Linked DNA regions of Homo sapiens: region 2 is linked to region 1. The links are chromatin loops, found by intact Hi-C in ENCODE. Cell type or tissue: thyroid gland. All regions are shown on one strand. Each heading gives the region's core, and the rest is flanking DNA. Links, peaks and the distances in the headings are about the cores only. Region 1 overlaps ME1 (malic enzyme 1). Region 2 overlaps PRSS35 (serine protease 35).

Region 1 (2,923 bases), core at 174-2,673:
AGATCAAGTTCTGTGACAGTGATGGGACAATTAAAAATATTGTTTCCAGGGCTGGGTGTGGTGGCTCATGCCCCTAATCCCAGCACTTTGGGAGGCTGAGGCAGGCAGATCACTTGAGCCCAGGAGTTCGAGGCCAGCTTGGCCAACATGGTGAAACTTCATCTCTACTAAAAATACAAACATTAGCCGGGCATGGTGGTGTGTGCCTGTGATCCCCCCTGACTCAAGAGGCTGAGGCAGGAGAATTGCTTGAATCCAGGAGGCAGAGGTTGCAGTGAGCTGCGATTGCACTACTGCACTGCATCCTGGGCTACAGAGCTAGATTGTTACCTAAAAAAAAGCAAAAACAAAATTGTTTCCAAATGATGATTAAGTGGTAAATATTTCCCTGTTGAGAACAGTGCTTAATAATGAATGGCATTTTGAAGGTTTAAAGTGAAAGTCTGATATGGTATAGTGGACATGTTTATTATTCAGGGTTCAGTACAGGAGACAGAAACCACCCTAGTATTTAAGCAGAAATTAGATCAAAATAGGAAATTAGTTGTTTATAAAATCATTAAAAGAATAGGAGAAGTGAGCTCTGTCTGGGCCTTGAGGAAAGATTCTCAGAACATCACAAAGCAGGCCCACTGGGGAATCTTGTACTGTCATGAAACTGTGAAAGATCTGAGATTTTACTCTACTTGCAAGCTAACAAGTTAGCCACAATTTCATAGATATTGACAGAAGACATGAAACTCTTAGGTCAGAGACAAAGGACTTTGATAATTCCTGGCACAAGAGATATCATGAGCTGCATGTTCCTATCAGTTTCCCTCCTCCTCCCAAGCCTCAGCAGGATGATACGGTGATTGGGCATATATTTATAAAATCATGAGCTTTTTGATAATCATCAGGTTGATGTTCATCAGGTTGATATCATGTTTCAGATTTGAACAGGTAACCATTTATGGATGAGAAACTTGAGTGAATTTCTTTTCTTACGATTAAACCTTTGCAGCTGAACTGATCCAAAGAACTTGATTGATATTCAAATATTTTTATCCTGCAAATATTTTTTCCATTGTGAAGAGGAACCCCAAGAATGTAGACAAAGATTCTTATGTTACTGATGTGATCTAAAGGAGCATAATCTTGGTGGCTAGCACCCGGTGTCATTCTATGAGAACAGATGCTTGGAAGCAATAATGTTCTCCTGTCGTTTTCTTCACTGCATTAAAAAGCATGCCAGCTGATGTCACAGGTTTTCTTTAACTCAGAAAATCTTGTTAAACATAAATGGATGTCTAATTACTAAGAGAGCATGTAAAAGTAGCTTTTGCATTAAGGAAAATGTAATCATTGTCTTTTAGAATAGGCACATCAGAGTTTTGGTTACCTGCAGTAGTCAGTGTTTTCTTTCTTAAATAACTCTAGCACCCTCTAGTGACAAATTCCGTGAAAAATATTTTCAGTTTACTCTCCAAGAAAAGTAATAATCACTACCAAAAAACACTTTGAAGGAAAAAAAAAATGTGGTGTTGTCAACATACCACATCACTAATTCTTATCATAGCTAGTGATCTCTCTGGCTGCATCTCTTGGCCTTTCTACTGGTTTTCTCTTAGGCTTCAACACAATATTCCTGTTTTTTATATCATCTAAATTATGTCCCACTCATTATTTTCCTTGTCTCCTTTTCATCTCCCTTTTAAGTAAGAGTTTTTTTTCTAGCATTCATTTTTTGTTACCAGTTTTTTCTTCTCTTTTTCTTATGCTTTCAAAGATCTCATTCATTCATTCATTTCTATTATCTTCATTCTAGTAGTGGCCAAATCTGTGTATCTCTATTCTCATCTTTTTCCATATCTCCAGTTGCCTGTTGGGTAATTCCACAGACATGCCCTACTGTGTCCTTAAACACAACATTATGAAAGCCTTCCTTATCTTTCCTCACTGTCAGCATTCACATTTTTATTAGTGATACCCCCTTTCCAAGCAGGCAGCAAAGCTTAGAAGCTTGACATTCTTTTCATTCTCCCTCATCCCATAGCCTTCAAACACACCATGCATATGTATGCCTGTGTAACTGCTTTATCTCTTATCCTGTCTGGAAAGACCTGAGAATTATTCTCCAATGATCTAAGCTTCTCCTTTAGGGTACTGCTTAAATACCACCACATCCTGGAATCTTTTTGTGACAAGTCTAGCTCATCTTGATCTTTCTCCGTAGCCATGACTGTCTTTATTACACACTTTGACATTTAATTTTATTTCTGGTTATGATACACTCCTGAGAGCTTCCTATTGTAAAAGATTAGGTGTTGCCTTTATAACTAAATTGTAGATTATCTTTTTTTTTTGAGACGGAGTCTCGCTCTGTTGCCAAGCTGGAGTGTAGTGGTGTGATCTTGGCCCACTGCAACCTCCAACTCCCTGGTTCAAGCAATACTCCTGCCTCAGCCTCCCAAGTATCTGGGATTACAGGCACAATGCCAATACGCCCAGCTAATTTTTGTATTTTTAGTAGAGACGGGGTTTCACCATGTTGGCCAGACTGGTCTCGATCTCTTGACCTTGTGATCAGCCTGACTCGGCCTCCCAAAGTGCTGGGATTATAGGCATGAGCCACCGCGCCTGGCCTGTAGATTATCTTTTTTAAAGACAGAGAGTCTTCCATATACTTCTTTTAAAACTTCAGTAGTATCTAGCACCATGCTAGGCACAAAGCAGAAAATTAGTAAATACTTTTTGAATAGGATTAAATAGAATGAGTCATGTATCTTAGCAAGAGGAATAAATACAATACCACAAACGTTCACTACCAGATGGCCCCAAAAAGAAGAAAAGTACTTCTTGTCTAGATTATATTTTGTAGTTAACAAAAGTAACATATAGGAGATATTTCTGAATATTTTGTTTTGCAACCACAAATTTAATA
Region 2 (2,923 bases), core at 213-2,712, 290 kb before region 1:
TAGCTGGGACTACAGGCGCCCGCCACCATGCCCGGCTAATTTTTTTTGTATTTTTAGTAGAGATGGGGTGTCACCGTGTTGGCCAGGATGGTCTCGATCTCCTGACCTCGTGATCCGCCCATCTCGGCCTCCCAAAGTGCTGGGATTACAGGCGTGAGCCACCGTGCCCAGCCAAAACTTTAGATTTCTGATCTCCAGATGCATAAGATAATAAATTTGTGTTGTTTTAAACCACTGAGTTTTCGGTAATTTGTTACAGCAGCAGTAGGAAACTGCTACACTTACAAAGGTGAGAATCGAGTTTTTACAACAGTCTGCCTGACTGTTTAGAAAGAAAGTAGTAGTAGGGAGTGGCGGAGGCTGTGGCTCACACCTGTAATCCCAGCAGTTTGGGAGGCCTAGGTGGGCGGATCACTTGAGGTGAGGAGTTCCAGACCAGCCTGGCCAACGTGGTGAAACCCCGTCTCTGCTAAAAATACAAAAATTAGCCAGGCATGCTGTTGTGTACCTGTAATCCCAGCTACTGGGGAGGCTGAGGCAGGAGAATCCCCTGAACCGGGAGGCAGAGGTTGCAGTGAGGTGAGATCACGCCATTGCACTCCAGCCTGGGCAACAGAGCGAGACTCCGTCAAAAAAAAGAAAAGAGAAGTAGTAGTAGTAGGGAGTGATTAAAAAGTAGAAAAGGGCCGGGCGCGGTGCCTCACACCTGTAATCCTAGCACTTTGGGAGGCTGGGATGGGAGGATCACTTGAGTCCAGGAGTTTGAGAGTAGCCTGGGCAACATAGGGAGACCCTGTCTCTACAAGTGTGGTGGCGCATGCCTGTGGTCCCAGCTACTCTGGGCTGAGTTGGGAGGATCACCTAAGCTGGGAGGTGGACGCTGCAGTGAGCTGTGATTGTGTCACTACACTCCAGCCTGGACAACTAGAATGAGACAGGGCAACCCTGTCTCAAAGCAAACAAACAAAAACAGTAGAAAAGAATGTTTCCTTCTGGGACTTAAAATATAAATGAAAATGTGTTATTTTAAGAAATAATATACAGAAATGCAATTTTAAAACTAAAAACAGAAGATCACGATAAAACTTCATAGTGGTAGGATGCAATATTGCTAGAGGAAAAACAAGAATTAGAACAGGATAGATAAATTTGTCTATTCAACAAATGCATACCACCTGCTAACTCCGCCATGCATTTCGAAGCCTTTATTTTAAAGAATCTCTCTGATAGTCCTTAACTGTTGAGTTGGACTAGAACATTTCTAAGATTTCTTCCAGCTTTAAAGTTCTAGAGTAAACCACAAATGAGAAAACACAAGTAATTTACTCATCAATGCTTCTCAGGAAGGTTCAATTCCTAGTCATCCAGGGAAGAACTTGCCTGTTATCCATGTTGCTACCACTAGATGGCAAAATTAGCCTGGTGATGGCAAATCTAACGCAGGTATTTAAAATGTTTACACTTACTCAGCTGTGAAATAGATTTTATTTTAAAAGCATGTAAGATTCAGCAGGGGCAAAACTTTTAACTGGCTAATAATATACTAAATGGCTGTGACATAGGGAGACATATGAAATTTATTATATTTAGAAAACCCACCTACCTACAGGCCACAGAGCCCATCCTGATGAACTGAGGGCTGATAATGCTGTCTACAGTCAGACAATTTTCTGGCAGATAGTTTTTCAAAAACAGTTGTAGTGCCAGCACACTTCCAGCATGACCTACAGCACTGTTAACTAGTCCCCCAAATGTGCCACAATTTATTTCAATGCTAAGGAAAATCTTGAACCTGCCAAATATTTCACGTTTATCAAATACTTTATAATCCATTACTAAAGGATAAGCTCTCCACTGATTCTAGGCTGAGAATAAATGGCAAGAAAGTTCATTGACAGTGGGCCAATTTCTATTCAAAATATCATACCATAGCACTATTTTCAAGTTTAGTTTCATAAATGGAGACCAAAAAAATGTCTGCTTAAAAAGTTTGGCAGTACTTGAGGGAAAGGAAGATGGTAAAGTTACACAGTTGATTATTTTACAGTAACCCACAACTTCTGTTTCTCATCACAATAAAAAACAAAACCTCCCTTTGTTTGGGGGCTATTTTTCCATGACCTGTACATCTCAATTTGTGCAATCCTATGGATAAATCAAATTTTGGGTGAATGACATTAAAGGAACCCCAAGAGGACTCTTTCATATGCTGCCTTATGAAGTGCACAGCATATAGCTCTAGACTTATCTGTATTTTTCAAGTTGGCCTTTGAGAGCAAAGAATATCTATAAATAGGTATGCTACTTTTCAGGTTTTAAAGCATCTATGGTCACAATGTTTTTAGCTAACCCACATCAGTTTTACCTATACGAAGCTTAACGTTTTTTAGTTATAAAATAATAGCTTGCATACTACTAACTTAACTTTACTGTTTCCTAACCTCTCCATCTCAGATTTCTCATCTGCAAAGTTACCTCAGTGCTAAGGTAAAGTAGCTCTATCCTCCCAAATTCTGAGTCTGATCCTACTGTTAAAATGCAATATGCTTGTTTGATATTTGAGCATTGGGCAGAGGAAAATCATTTACCCAATGGAGAAAATTAACTCACACTAGCAATTGCTTATTTTAACATCTAATGAACACATACTGTATGCCAAGTATATGCTAAACAGTCTCACATTTTAAAACGTGAAAAAGCTTCTTAAAAGCATGCAGTTTTCCCAGCTATCTGGAAGAAAAATGGGGTACAGTATCCACATCTACCACTTCCCTCACTAAAGGAACTCCTCTAATATTTCCTAATAAAAATAAAATTCCATATGATACTTGGCCTCTACCTTCAAGCCTACATGTCTTATTTGGCAGGGATTTTAACATTCTCTCTTCTAAATTATAAACCAGATTCTAAGTATAATTCTCCA

The links. Hi-C counts contacts between places; a loop is a spot of excess contacts. Peaks named below come from ENCODE experiments on the same cell type or tissue, not always from the same donor. Only the 100,000 strongest peaks of a DNase experiment are listed, where the experiment ranks them.
Region 2: a loop joins it to region 1, with 6 times the contacts of the local background. A loop is called at or near these places in 104 of 110 quality-filtered maps.

Annotation. Positions count from the first base shown.
Region 1 is chr6:83,220,581-83,223,503 of GRCh38, reverse strand. The region is part of intron 12 of ME1 (malic enzyme 1); the gene reads left to right. Among named protein-coding and RNA genes, the nearest start is that of RWDD2A, 29 kb to the right of the region's middle. In thyroid gland, for the core only: a CTCF peak has its summit at 1,428 (motif pointing left); no DNase peak of the experiment used is centred there.
Region 2 is chr6:83,513,543-83,516,465 of GRCh38, reverse strand. All of the region lies in intron 1 of PRSS35 (serine protease 35), which reads right to left. Among named protein-coding and RNA genes, the nearest start is that of PRSS35, 2.5 kb to the right of the region's middle. In thyroid gland, for the core only: a CTCF peak has its summit at 1,417 (motif pointing right); no DNase peak of the experiment used is centred there.